Linked DNA regions of Homo sapiens: region 2 is linked to region 1. The links are chromatin contacts, found by POLR2A ChIA-PET in ENCODE. All regions are on one chromosome and are shown on one strand. The core of a region is the stretch at or near the end of the contact, and the rest is flanking DNA. Distances in the headings are between cores, read along the strand shown.

Region 1 (7,417 bases), core at 2,771-5,270:
TATAATGGAGCTGAAATCTCATTTGATATATAAAGAAACTGAGACCCAAAAAGGTTAAATAACTTGTTCCGTAACATGTAGTTAATGAGAAATCTGTCTAGAATCTAGGTCTCCTAACTGTAAATCTAATGCCCTATTCACCCCCAAATAGAATCGTGGACCCCAAAGTTCTAAATGTAGTATCTTCAGTATCCTTTTTTTTTTTTTTTTTTTTTTTGAGACAGAGTCTCACTCTGTTGCCCAGGCTGAAGTGCAGTGGCACAATCTCGGTTCACTGCAAGCTCCACCTCCCAGGTTCAAGCCATTCTCCTGCCTCAGCCTACCCAGTAGCTGGGACTACAGGCGCCCGCCACCACACCCAGCTAATTTTTTGTATTTCTACTAGAGACGAGGTTTCACTGTGTTAGTCAGGATGGTCTCAATCTCCTGACCTCGTGATCCGCCCCACCTCAGCCTCCCAAAGTGCTGAGATTACAGGTGTGAGCCACCGCGCCCAGCTAATTTTTTGTATTTCTAGTAGAGACGGGGTTTCACCGTGTTAGCCAGGATGGTCTCAACCTCCTGACCTCGTGATCTGCCTCAGCCTCCCAAAGTGCTGGGATTCAGGCGTGAGCCACGGCGCCAGGCCATCTTCACTATCTTTGCACTGAATTTCGCTCTGTGTCTATTCATTGACTGGTTGAAATATCCCTCATTTTTAACAGTCTTTTTTTTTTTTCCAAATAACAAACATGGAAATAAACTCTGAAACCTGTAACAAAAGTATTCAAATTTTGAAAGATTGCTTCTCAACATCCCAGAAGTGAGAATTCAAACTTCCCTTAACCAGAAAGATGAGACTAAAACCTATTCCACCGTCAACAAACTTCTAGTTCAAACCTTTCGAGGTAAACTAAGGTTCCACGTACTGGCATTGCATGTGTACCATTACCGCTAAACCGCAATCCTATTGTAAGGATGATCACACTCACAAATCCTCTCAAACCATTCATAACATCTACTGAAAGGGAAAGGGAAAGGGAAAAGGTGTTTCAGAAACAACACTCATCACCTGATCCTTCCCTATCAAATGTCATCCAAAAATTCCTCAAAGCATTCTTGCTTCGATAATCTAAATTCCTAAATCCAAAAATAATTTGGTAGGAGGAGAAACCAAGTCCTCCCTTTCAAGGCTCAGGCTTGGCAAATAGGATTGATTAATATACATACACCAGACATAAACATTTCAATTAAAACCTATTCCTTCTAAAACATTCATCATATTTCTAACACAAAATCAGTTGCTTTCGCTTTTAACAAGATAACTGAAACCAATCTGATGTCAATTACAGACTGAGCTGTAAATCAGAACCAAGTTAAAAGCTTTACAAGTATTACAATCTCAAAAATGTTACTTTTATCTTACCACATAAATAAAAATGTATCTACATTGTATCTACAAAGTGAGAAGCGTTTCCTATCAGCCCTGGCATAAAGAAATGTATTTCCCCAGAAGCAAAGATCCCAGAGGAAACTACCTCCTACGTTACAAAACCAGGGTCTGGGTTTGGGTCCAAATCATTATTTGATATCTTTATACAAAAAAACAAAACCTTCTCTTAAGACAAAAGTTGGGCCATGCAACAACTATGGGCTCTCAAAGTAAATTTTAGTTTAAAAAAATTACCTATTGTTTGCATGGATTTTACCGATGACTTTATGGCTGCGCATCTGCCATAAAGTGTTCAAAACGCTCATTCTCTCTTTGAAAGGACCTGACCAAACCAGGACTTTGGAGTTCTCACCCGACTGAGCCACTGAACAGAAAAATCCAGGGGAAAATCCCTGACGGGGATTAGAATGAACTTTTTAGTTTCCTTCCAGAGCTGGAAATATTCGAGTTTGGAAAGTCCCGGAGCAGAGCCGCATTTGCAACACGGCCATCCTGCTTTAGGGATGAATTGAAACTGGAAAGAGAGTAGTACCAATGAGAGTGAGAAAGGGAAGACGAGGATGCAGCCTGGTCCAGAACCTCTGGAGCCCGGGGGGAAACAGGTTGGCATCACATCCGCGCCACCAAGTCGCAGGCCCGCGGCAGAGCGTTGCGCTCACCCTTGAAGGTGGCACTACAGAGCCACCCAGGAAACACGGACTTTTCATTGAAGACAAAATGAATCAAGGAGCCTGCGTGTGGGCAGCTTCCAAAGCCTCCAGTGAGTGTGGGAGTAGGGATCAGAGCCTCACGGCGCTCTGGGTTGCTGAGTGTGGGGGTGATGGTGAAACAAAATGCAGAAAAGGTAAAAATTGAAGAAGCAGAGTTAAAAGTAGCTAGCGGTCTGGCCTAAGAGACAGGAAGTGGCCCAGACTGAGACTGAAGAGGGCTGGACCAGGGGGAAGTGAAGAGAGCAGGACTGGGAGCAGCTACAAGATAGGATTGAGGAATTTCAGGCTGAAGGAAAGAAAGGGTGGAGGCCTCGCCAGACAGCAGCGAGGGGGCGGGGCTAGGCAGGAATGAGGGCGGGGCTTGAAAGTGAGGGGCGGGGCTAGGGGAAGAAGGGAGGAGGACGGTGTGGGGGGGTGAGGGAGAAACGAAAGAGGATGGGGGAGTGAGAAGAGGGTGGGTGGGGGCAGGAGGGGAGAAGCAAGGGGGCAAGTGGAAGGGGAGGTAGCAAAATAGCTTGGAAGTGGTGGGAAAGACCAGGAGGATGAGGGGAGGGAGCAGGTGGGAGGGAAAACAGGAAAGCAAGAGAGATGATGGGAAAGTGGTGAGAAGTGAGGGATGGGACCAGGGGAACAGAGGCAAGGCCAGGAGGGAAAAGCGAGGGGGCAGGTGGGCGGAGAGGATGGGAAGCGAGGAGAAGGAGGGAGGGGGTAAAAACGGCGGAGGAGAAAAAAAGGAGAGAAGCAAGGGGGCGGGACCAGGAAGAAGTGAGGGCCGATGCTAGGAAAGAAGTGAGGAGGCGGGACCAGGAAGAAGTGAGGGCCCAGGCTAGGAAAGAAGTGAGGAGGCGGGACCAGAGAGAAGCGAGGGAGCTGGACGCAGGGAGAAGCGAGGGGGCGGGGACAGAAAGTTAGGAGGCGGGAGCAGAGAGGAGCGAGGGGGTGGGGCCAGAGAGATGGGCGGGGTCAGGTTTGGGGAGGAAAGGTGGGGAAGAGAAAGGACCACAGGGATGGAGGTGAAAGGCAAGGGGGCGGGGCCTGGGGGGAGAAGCGAGGGGTCAGGTGCTAGGGAGAGGAAGGGAAGCGAGAGGCAAGGGGCCGAGCCGGGGAGAGGTGAGGGGAAAGGGCCTGGAAGGAGATGCAAGGGGCGGGGCCAGGAAAAGAGAAGCGAGGGGCGGGGCCAGGGAAGGAGATGCAAGGGGCGTGGCCATGAATGGAAATGAGAGGGGCGGGGCCAGGACGGAGATGCGAGGGGGCAGGTGCGGGGGAACGGGAGGGAACGCGAGACCGAGGGGGCGCGAGCGGCCAGGGGGCGGGGCCGGGCAACGGCGAGGGGGCGGGGCCAGGAGGGAGAAGCGAGGGGCGCACGCCGAAGGGGGTGACGAGGTCCTGGGACAACGGCCGGCGTGGGGGAGGGCCGCTTCCAAGGGCGCCCTGCGGGGAATTCCGGGGCGGGCGAGGGGGCGCCGGGGCGCGGGTGGGCCTCCCGCCGGCCGTACCTGTCAGACGGATCTTGATGCTGGAGCCGTTCCTGCGTGTCCCGGGGTTCGACATCTCCCGCCAACGATCGGGCAGCCGCGGATCCAGCGCCACCGCCCCCCAGCCCGGCCCGGCCCGGCCCCGCCGCCGCCGCCTCAAGGTTACGGCTCCGGGCTGGGCGCCGGGGTCCGAGCCGGGACACAAACTCCGCGGCCCAGGCGTCCGGGCGGCAGGCGGATGGTCGAGCCGGGAGATCGGCGCTTGCTGCGGCGCTCTGACCCTCGCTGCTTCCAGCCGAGCCCAGTCCCGAGCCGCCGCCGCCTCCGCCGCCGCCTCCGCCGCCTCCACCACCTCAGAGCCGGACGCCCGCCGCCCTCGCCGCTTCCGCCGCTGCCGCCGCCTCTCCGAGCCGCGCGCGCGCCCGCCGCCGTGCCGGCCCGGCCCTGCGCGCCCCCGCGCCTGCGTGCGTGCGCGCCCCCGCCACGTACGCTGGGGCGGGGCGGGGTGCGCTGCTACGTCGCCCGCACGCCTGCCTCGGGCGCGCGGGGCCCGGATCCCGCGGGTTGGGGTCTTCACCCTTCCTGTGGTCGGTGGGTGGGAGGGTCTGGCCCCGAGCCCGGGAAGGGAGAGCAGAGCTGGCCCCGGGACCCAGCGCGCGGTCGCCCTCTGTCTTGACCCCTGTCTCTGCGAGGCTCTGGGCTCCTGAGTGACTGAAGAGTGGTTTGCATGAAACCGTGGGCTGTGTCCACACCAAGCTCCTTGCACACAGGCGTGCAATACCAGTTTTTTTCAGTTAAGAGCTTTCGATCGTGCAAGTTCAAGGGAGGGACTTCTCAAAGAGACAAAGCCCTTAGGTGTGTTCTGTGCAACGGGTGTGCTCCACTGACCCATAACAAAGTTGCCAGAATCGCAGAAGTGCCATATACGGACAAGGAAAACGAGATGAGAGGGAGGGATAAAGTTGAGAGGCGGATGTTTGTTATTATCCATTCTGCATACAATTTTACCAAACAAGAAAGTGGCATTGTGGTTTGTGTTCCCATGTCTTCTGCTAAATTTCCCCTTCTCCCGGGGTTGCAGGTTAGAACCAAAAGCTCATGGCTGGGTACGGTGGCTGTAGCCTGTAATCCCAGCACTTTGGGAGGCCGAGGCGGGCGGATCACTTGAGCCCAGGACTTTGAGGCCAGCCTGGGCAACATAGGGAGACTCCATCTCTACAAAAAATACAAAAATTAGCTGGGCATGGTGGTGCGCGCCTGTAGTCCCAGGTACTGGGAGGCTGAGGTGGGAGGATCACTTGAGCCCCAGAGTTCATGGCTGCAGTGAGCTATGATCAGGCCACTGCACTACAGCCTGGGTGACAGAGCTAGACACTGTCTCAAAACACACACACACACACACACACACACACACAGAAAAAGCTCATTATGCGCTTTCTCCAGCAAACAAACTCCTCTCTGTTAGCATGTTATAGAAATAAACTGGTATTATTAGAAAGAGGGAAAACTAGGTTTATCAAACTTGTTTTTTACCCACTACCTTGTTGTTGTTGTTGTTGTTTTTTGAGACAGGGTCTCACTCTGTCACCCAGGCTGGAGTGCAGTGGCACGGTCTTGGCTCACTGCAACCTCCACCTCCCAGGTTCAAGTGATTCTCGTGTCTCAGCCTCCTGTATAGCTGGGATTACAGGCGTTAGCCACCACACCCAGCTAATTTTTGTATTTTTGGTAGAGATGGGGTTTCGCTGTTTTGGCCAGGCTGGTCTCAAACTTCTGAGCTCAGGTGATCTGCCCGCTTCAGCCTCCCAAAGTGCTGGGATTTCAGGCCTAAGCCACCGCTCCCAGACCCCACTACCCATTTTCATGTACAAGTTCTTTTTTATTTTTATTTGATTCTTCATCAATCAACTTGAACAAATTCTTTTAATACTGTGTGTGTGTGTGTGTGTGTGTGTGTCCCAAGGAAAGTAGGCTCTGGGCCATTGCTACCATCCCCTGCAGCCTTGTGCCTGTCCTAAGGTCACAGTCTTCGGAACAGAGCCTTCTACCTAGAGCGCCTAGACATACCTGCCTGCCTGCCCGCCTGCCTGCCTGCCTGCCTGCCTCGGATGACCCTAGTGAAAGCAGAGTCTCTCCTGGGCAGGATTCAAGGCATCACATCTGTCAAATAAAAGGATGGTCCTAGGTCATTTCTATGGCACCTTGCGGCTCTTTCAGTTATCCTCAAGAAAGACCCAAGAATATAAGCAATGTTTAAGCAATAGCAGTAGAGCCACAATCCAGCTGTTTCCATTTGTAGATGATTGTCACAGAGAGTGAATGCCTGGGTCTGAATTAATCCATCCAGTCTCTAATGCTCCCAAGTAATCCCCATTCTTCTGCCAATCCCGTTAGTATTTCCCCCCTATTCAAAGAGTCTCCTCTCTAAACAAAACCAGACATCACTCTCTGCTTACCTGGGTGCAGGCTCCTGTTCTTATCCCCAGGTGTTCCTGACCTGGAAACCTTTCATTGCTTAATTTTGTTGTTTTTCTCCCCGCCCCGACGGCTGGTTCTTCGTTGGCTTGACTGTTTCCTTAATCTTTGAGTCAGGAGGTTGCTTCTGGAGGTTTCTGAAAGGCATTTTGTTCATTCATTAACAAGTACAGATGCTCCTTGATGTACAATGGGGTTACATTCTGATAAACCCATAATATGTTGAAAATATGTCAAAAATGCATTTGCGGAGGCCGGGCATGGTGGTTCATGCCTGTAATCCCAGCACTTTAGGAGGCTGAGGTGGGGGGATTACCTGCGAGCAGGAGTTCGAGACCAGCCTGGCTAACATGGTGAAACCCTGTCAACTAAAAATACAAAAGTTAACTGGGTGTGGTGGTGTGCACCTGTAGTCCCAGCTACTCGGGAGGCTGAGGCACAAAAATCACTTAAACTCGGGAGGCAGAGGTTGCAGTGAGGCGAGATTGTGCCACTGCACTTCAGCCTGGGCAATAGAGCGAGACTGTGTCTTAAAAAAAAAAAAAAAAAAAAAAAAAAAAAAAAAAAAACAACGGAAAATGCATTTACTACACCTAAGCTACCAGCCATTATAGCTTAGCCCAGCCTACCTTAAATGTGCACAGAACACTTTCATTACCATACGGTGGGGCAAAATCATCTAACACAAAGCCTATTTTACGATAAAGTTATTATAAAGAATTTTGAATCAAAATTCGAAATTTGAAGTGTGGTTTCTACTGAATGTGTGTCGCTTTCCTACCATAACATCAAAAAATCGTAAGTCAAACCGTCATAAACTGGGACCATTTGAAATTGCTAGATATACCCAATAGTATCTTTCACCACAGCTGCACAAAGGGGACCTTCCTACCTGGAAGCTCATGTTTTACTCATTCGGCAAACATTGGCCACCTGCTATGTGGCTAGGAACAAGGAATACAAAATAAATCTATTACAGCTTCAGCATTCCAGAGGGTCAGTTAACTGGATGAAACAGACATGAGCAACTGACAATGATACAGTGATGGGGATGTGTATAGCAGGCTAGAACATAGATGACAGAACAATTCTACATAAGAAGAGAAATGGAGACATCTCGAGTCACAGATGATCTTAATCTAGAGCTTAAAGCCAACGTTCAAGTTTGCTGGGCAAAGTGGTGAGGAAGGGCATTATAGATAGAAGGAACAGCTGCACAAAGGCATGAACGTGAATGGCATTTTCCAGCACCATTTTCAATAAAAATGTACTTATGGAGCTGCTTGTATACTCTATCCATACAACTTACTCCATTAAAAGTTGAT
Region 2 (7,417 bases), core at 2,006-4,505, 2.0 Mb after region 1:
ACTTCAGCCGGGCATGGTGGCTCACACCTGTAATCCCAGCACTTTGGGAGGCTAAGGCAGGTGGATCAAAAGGTCAGGAGTTTGAGACGAGCCTGACCAACATGGTGAAACCCCGTCTCTACTAAAAATACAAAAATTAGCCAGGCATGGTGGCAGGCGCCTGTAATCCCAGCTATTCGGGAGGCTGAGGCAGGAGAATTGCTTGAACCCCGGAGACAGAGGTTGCAGCGAGCCGAGATCGCGCCACTGCACTCCAGCCTGGCAATAGAGTGAGACTCCATCTCAAAACAACAACAACAACAACAACAAAATCGTCTAACTTCCTGATCTTCCTGATCATTGATTTTCCCATAGGTATGATCAGCAACTTGCTTGGGAAAGGAGCCGTGGACCAGCTGACACGGCTGGTGCTGGTGAATGCCCTCTACTTCAACGGCCAGTGGAAGACTCCCTTCCCCGACTCCAGCACCCACCGCCGCCTCTTCCACAAATCAGACGGCAGCACTGTCTCTGTGCCCATGATGGCTCAGACCAACAAGTTCAACTATAGTAAGTCCAAGAGCCCCTTCCCCACAGCCCACAGCAACTGCATCTCATTCCTGGGGTCTCCCAAGGAATACCCAAAATGTCACCCTCTGAGGGAGGAAGACCACAGGGAATGCTCCCCTTTAAGGGAGGAGAGACCCTAGAATATACTCCAGCTTTGACAAAGATTTCCCAAGCAGGAGACATCAGGATAATGGGAACAGAAGACAGGAGGTTTATCCCATGAAGGATGAAGAAGCTGAAATCCAGAGATTCCCTCAGGGCCACATTTGTCCACCTGACTCCAGGGTCTCATCTTCGTGTGTTGCTAGTGTGATTACCTGGGGATGAGAAATCCTGCTGGGGGAGTTGAGGTTAAGAGGATGAGGACTCCAGGTGCTGTGGCTCACGCCTGTAATCCCAGCACTTTGGGAGGCCAAGGCAGGTGGATCAGGAGTTTGAGGTCAGGAGTTTGAGACCAGCCTGGCCAACATGGTGAAACCCTGTCTCTACTAAAAATGCAAAAATTAGCCAGGTGTGGTGGCAGGCGCCTGTAATCCCAGCTACTCGGGAGGCTGAGGCAGGAGAATCACTTGAGCCCGGGAGGTGGAGGTTGCAGTGAGCCGAACGAAATTGAGCCACTTCACCCCAGCCTGGGCAAAAGAGTGAAATTCCATTCAAAAAAAAAAAAAAAAAAAAAAGGATGAGGACTGGGATGAACTGGTGGCTGGGTGTGGGGAAAATGGAAGTGAAGGAAGGCCAAAAGAGACAGAGAAGGCCTGGCGCGGCGACTCACGCCTATAATCCCAGCACTTTGGGAGGCTGAGAAGGGGGATTGCTTGAGGCCAGAAGTTGAATACCAGTCTGGGCAGCATAGCAAGACCCTGCCTCTACAAAAAAAAAATTTTTTTTAATTAGCCAGGCTTGGTGACATGCATCTGTAGTCTACTCAAGAAGCTGAGGTGAGGCCAGGCACGGTGGCTCACGCCTGTATTCCCAGCACTTTGGGAGGTCAAGGCGGGTGGATGACCTGAGGTCAGGAGTTCAAGACCAGCCTGGCCAACATGGTGAAACCCCATCTGTATAAAAATACAAAAATTAGCTGGGCATGATAGCAGGTGCCTGTAATTCCAGCTACTCAGGAGGCTGAGGTGGGAGAATCTATTGAACCCGGGAGGGGGAGGTTGCAGTGAGCCGAGATCATGCCATTGCACTCCAGCCTGGGCGACAGAGTGAGACTCCTTCTCAAAACAAACAAACAAACAAACAAACAAAATACAGAAGCTGAGGCGGGAGGAACATTTGAACCGGATTCGGAGGCTGCAGTGAGCTATGATTGCACCACTGCGCTCCAGTCTGTGTGACAGTGAGACCCTGTCTCTTACACACACACACACACACACACACATGCACACACACAGAGAGAGAGAAATTAGAAGATACTGAATTGGCAGAAGAGAAGGGAAATAGAAATTAAAATACTGAATAGGGGAGCAGTGAACAGGGGATACCCAAAAGCCAAGAGCGAGAGAGAGCCTGGCTTCCAGAAATAGTGGAGAAGCCAGGAGAACTAGGTGAAAACCCAGTGCTGGGTTGCCATCAGCGAGAGCTGGAGCCATTTCCAACGAACCATCTTGTCGTCTTCACAGCTGAGTTCACCACGCCCGATGGCCATTACTACGACATCCTGGAACTGCCCTACCACGGGGACACCCTCAGCATGTTCATTGCTGCCCCTTATGAAAAAGAGGTGCCTCTCTCTGCCCTCACCAACATTCTGAGTGCCCAGCTCATCAGCCACTGGAAAGGCAACATGACCAGGCTGCCCCGCCTCCTGGTTCTGCCCAAGTAAGCCACCCCGCTATCTCCCCGACCTACCAACCCCTCTCTCCTGGCTCCCTAAAGTCACCGCCCCCAGGTTGAATTTCCCAGATCTGTGATGCTTGCAGGACATGCATGTGTGGGAGGCTGATGGGAAACTGTGGCCTGGGTTTGATTATGAGTCTTGCAATCATCCCTCCCCCTGTTTCTGCTGGAGGGCAGGGGACAGCTCTTCCTGACCACACCCCCACATTGACTATCCCCAGAATACCCAGCAAAAGCCCCCAAAAGGAGAGTCAGAGAAATGAGGGAGGTGGGGGCCCAATCAGTCCACATCTACTTAGGGTCGCCCCATCAGCACTTCCATCCCCAACCCTTTCAAGTCAACATCCAAACAAAAGAAATCACTTCCAAGGACGGAGCAGCTCAAAGCGCAGCTTCTAGCTGGGGTTCCAAGAAAGCAGATTTTTCGAAATCCTTCTGCAGAAGGAAGCAAAGAGATTTTTTGAAATCTTTCTGCAGAAGGAGAAGGCTGGAGCTGGGGAACTCCAGAATTATAGGGAAGCCTCCCACCACGCTCATCCCAAATTTCCGGATGCTATAATGCCAGGCTTGGGGAAAGAGGAGAATTTAGTTGGTTAGCTGGTGCGTGCTCTCACTTGCATCCTCTCTCTTCCTCTTTTTTTTTTTTCTCCTCTCTCTCTGGCTCATAAAAATGGAGGTAATTAGTTGTGCCCTGGTGAGAAGCAGAGAGTGCACAAAGGCCCCCTGCTTGAGTCCTCTTCAGGGTTAGCTCTCAGAAACACAATCTGCAGAACAGATTTTTGTTCCAACATCCTTGCAGGAGAATTTGCCCTTAGCTTCCCCCACCCCAGCCAGGCTGAATAAAATTATGCTGAAACTACTGTCTTATTTGAGGAAAGTAATTAGTCATAGGTGGGAGGGGGTGGGGAGATTGCAGAAGAATGTTCATGAATATTAGGATTTTCAGCTCTAAGGGGGGACTTTGTAAACAGCTTTAGAAGAAGAACCAGGCCGGCTGGGTGTGGTGGCTCATGCCTGTAATCTCAGCATTTGGGGAGGCCAAGGCGGGCGGATCACTTGAGGTCAGGAGTTTGAGACCAGCCTGGCCAACATGGTGAAACCCTGTCTCTATTAAAAATACAAAAATTAGCCAGCCGTGGTAGCGAGCGCCTATGATCCCAGCTACTCCGGAGGCTGAGGCCAGAGAATCACATGAACCTGGGAGGTGGAGGCTGCAGTGAGCCGAGATCACGCCACTGCACTCCAGCCTGGGGGACAGAGCAAGAATCTGTTTCAAAAAAAAAAAAAGAAAAATAGGAAGGAAGGAAGGAAAGGAAAGGAAAGAAGAGAGAGAGAAAGAAAGAGAGAGAGAGAAAGAAAGAAAGAAAGAAAGAAAGAAAGAAAGAAAGAAAGAAAGAAAGAAAGAAAGAAAGAAAAAGAAAGGAAAGAAAGAACGAACGAACCAGGCCTCCCTCTCCAACCTTCACCTCCGTCCCTATTCTGGCCACTTGATTCGGGGGACACCTGGTAGGGGATGGGGAAAGGTGGGAGCTGCCAGCCAGAGGGGACCCCGGCTTGAGCAGCCTCTTGCTGCTATCTGCAGGTTCTCCCTGGAGACTGAAGTCGACCTCAGGAAGCCCCTAGAGAACCTGGGAATGACCGACATGTTCAGACAGTTTCAGGCTGACTTCACGAGTCTTTCAGGTAAGAAGACTTTCCTTTGCATTTTCTCACCCCAGTGGACTGCGGGGGCCCCTAAGAGGAAAAAGGAACCTCTCCTTGAGAGCGGCAGCTGATCTAATCCTGTATCCACATCTGTTTCAGACCAAGAGCCTCTCCACGTCGCGCAGGCGCTGCAGAAAGTGAAGATCGAGGTGAACGAGAGTGGCACGGTGGCCTCCTCATCCACAGGTGAGTCTGGCTCAGGTGAGGCTCCACGGGTGTCGCCTCCATCGCCCTTCAGGATAACTGGTCCCCAGACCCGGAAAGGACCCCGCAGCCCTCTCGGCACAGAGCAGCTCTGTCTGTGCTCAGCCATCACCCACTCCCCACCTGTTTCTCAGCCTGGAAAACGGGCTTGGGACCATGGAACCCTGTTTCCTCGCCTGATGGCTCCTAAGTTCCCTGACTGTGAAAAGGCCTCCTAAAGAAAAACCCAAGTTGTTCCCACAGTGGGAAGTAAACTTAAGAAACATGCTTATCAGGCTGGGCATGGTGGCTCCCACCTGTAATCCCAGCGCTTTGGGGGACCAAGGCAGGTGGATCACTTGAGGTCAGGAATTCGAGACCAGCCTGGGCAACATGGCAAAACCCTATCTCTACTAAAAATACAAAAATTAGGCAGGCGTGGTGGCATGTGCCTGTAGTCCCAGCTACTTGGGAGGCTGAGGCAGGAGAATCACTTGAATCCAGGAGGCAGAGGTTGCAGTGAGCCGAGATCACGCTGCTGCACTCCAGCCTGGGCAATAGAGCATGACTCTGAAGAAAAGAAAGAAAGAAAGAGAGAGAGAGAGAAAAGAAAGAAAGAAAGAAAGAAAGAAAGAAAGAAAGAAAGAAAGAAAGAAAGAAAGAAAGAGAAAGAAAGAGAAGAAAAGAAAAGAAAGAGCTTATCAATAAGCCCTTAAAGGATTTAGATAAATGTGTGTAAGGGAAGAGCTGATCCATTGCTACCAAGCTCCTGGAGGAAACCAGGTCTCAGAGGATGTCCCTAAACTTTTAAGGTTCATATTCAGGAAAACAAACAACTTCCAGCTGGGCTTAGTGGCTCACACCTGTAATCCCAGCACTTTGGGAGGCCGAGGCAGGAGGATCGCTTGAGCCCAGGAATTTGAGACCAGCCTGGGCAATATAATGAGACTGTGTCTCTACAAAAATTAGAAAAAAATTAGCCAGGCATGGTGGCATGCACCTGTAGCCCCAGTTACTTGGGAGACTGAGGTGGGAGGATCACTTGAGCCCATGAGTTCAAGGCTGCAGTGAGCCATGAAGGTGCCACTGCACTCCCACCTGGGCGACAGAGGGAGACCCTGTCTCTAAGAAAAACGGCGGGGGTGGGGGTGGTGCCAGTGCCAGCATCCCTCTGTTCTAAGACATTGTCCCTTCTCTTGCAGCTGTCATAGTCTCAGCCCGCATGGCCCCCGAGGAGATCATCATGGACAGACCCTTCCTCTTTGTGGTCCGGCACAACCCCACAGGTGAGCCTGGAACCCATCACGTTCCACATCCTCCCACCCATTCTTTCTCTCAGGAACTAGTCCCGACAGATGCAGACATCCCTCTATCCCTGAGAGGGCTCTGGGCAGGGAACCCATAACCCTACCCTGCTTCCTGTCCCAAGAGGAGGCTACCTTCTATCACCCACAGACAGTGCCGGGTCCCCGCTCTGTGACTCAGGCAGCTGCGACTCCAGACAGCTCACTCATCTGCCTAGATCTCAGTCCTTCCACCCACATCCAGCCTGATGAGCTGTCCCACTCCTTCTGCTTCTCAACCCCCATGGTTCTTCCACCCTCAGGAACAGTCCTTTTCATGGGCCAAGTGATGGAACCCTGACCCTGGGGAAAGACGCCTTCATCTGGGACAAAACTGGAGATGCATCGGGAAAGAAGAAACTCCGAAGAAAAGAATTTTAGTGTTAATGACTCTTTCTGAAGGAAGAGAAGACATTTGCCTTTTGTTAAAAGATGGTAAACCAGATCTGTCTCCAAGACCTTGGCCTCTCCTTGGAGGACCTTTAGGTCAAACTCCCTAGTCTCCACCTGAGACCCTGGGAGAGAAGTTTGAAGCACAACTCCCTTAAGGTCTCCAAACCAGACGGTGACGCCTGCGGGACCATCTGGGGCACCTGCTTCCACCCGTCTCTCTGCCCACTCGGGTCTGCAGACCTGGTTCCCACTGAGGCCCTTTGCAGGATGGAACTACGGGGCTTACAGGAGCTTTTGTGTGCCTGGTAGAAACTATTTCTGTTCCAGTCACATTGCCATCACTCTTGTACTGCCTGCCACCGCGGAGGAGGCTGGTGACAGGCCAAAGGCCAGTGGAAGAAACACCCTTTCATCTCAGAGTCCACTGTGGCACTGGCCACCCCTCCCCAGTACAGGGGTGCTGCAGGTGGCAGAGTGAATGTCCCCCATCATGTGGCCCAACTCTCCTGGCCTGGCCATCTCCCTCCCCAGAAACAGTGTGCATGGGTTATTTTGGAGTGTAGGTGACTTGTTTACTCATTGAAGCAGATTTCTGCTTCCTTTTATTTTTATAGGAATAGAGGAAGAAATGTCAGATGCGTGCCCAGCTCTTCACCCCCCAATCTCTTGGTGGGGAGGGGTGTACCTAAATATTTATCATATCCTTGCCCTTGAGTGCTTGTTAGAGAGAAAGAGAACTACTAAGGAAAATAATATTATTTAAACTCGCTCCTAGTGTTTCTTTGTGGTCTGTGTCACCGTATCTCAGGAAGTCCAGCCACTTGACTGGCACACACCCCTCCGGACATCCAGCGTGACGGAGCCCACACTGCCACCTTGTGGCCGCCTGAGACCCTCGCGCCCCCCGCGCCCCTCTTTTTCCCCTTGATGGAAATTGACCATACAATTTCATCCTCCTTCAGGGGATCAAAAGGACGGAGTGGGGGGACAGAGACTCAGATGAGGACAGAGTGGTTTCCAATGTGTTCAATAGATTTAGGAGCAGAAATGCAAGGGGCTGCATGACCTACCAGGACAGAACTTTCCCCAATTACAGGGTGACTCACAGCCGCATTGGTGACTCACTTCAATGTGTCATTTCCGGCTGCTGTGTGTGAGCAGTGGACACGTGAGGGGGGGGTGGGTGAGAGAGACAGGCAGCTCGGATTCAACTACCTTAGATAATATTTCTGAAAACCTACCAGCCAGAGGGTAGGGCACAAAGATGGATGTAATGCACTTTGGGAGGCCAAGGCGGGAGGATTGCTTGAGCCCAGGAGTTCAAGACCAGCCTGGGCAACATACCAAGACCCCCGTCTCTTTAAAAATATATATATTTTAAATATACTTAAATATATATTTCT

What was found. ChIA-PET counts read pairs that join two places held with the same protein, here RNA polymerase II (POLR2A).
Region 2: POLR2A ChIA-PET joins it to region 1 with 10 read pairs in endothelial cell of umbilical vein. The contact joins the enhancer-like site here to the promoter of SMURF1 in region 1. POLR2A ChIA-PET finds 5 or more read pairs at or near these places in 2 of 52 experiments (Caco-2 and endothelial cell of umbilical vein).

What each region holds. Positions count from the first base shown.
Region 1 is chr7:99,140,088-99,147,504 of GRCh38, forward strand. It overlaps SMURF1 (SMAD specific E3 ubiquitin protein ligase 1), which reads right to left and starts at 4,021. Exons shown (of 18, transcript NM_181349.3): 1 at 3,639-4,021. The coding sequence starts at 3,693. It also overlaps a transcript of KPNA7 not described here. RefSeq lists silencers at 3,203-3,252, 3,313-3,642, 3,783-4,282.
Region 2 is chr7:101,131,521-101,138,937 of GRCh38, forward strand. It overlaps SERPINE1 (serpin family E member 1), which reads left to right. Exons shown (of 9, transcript NM_000602.5): 4 at 355-549; 5 at 2,175-2,373; 6 at 3,974-4,074; 7 at 4,195-4,281; 8 at 5,481-5,564; 9 at 5,885-7,417. The coding sequence ends at 5,922. Among named protein-coding and RNA genes, the nearest start is that of SERPINE1, 8.1 kb to the left of the region's middle. RefSeq lists enhancers at 3,802-4,303, 6,592-7,367. Within about 2 kb of position 3,256, at least 4 of the 41 ENCODE cell types and tissues checked have a DNase peak (open chromatin) inside an H3K27ac peak, as active enhancers do.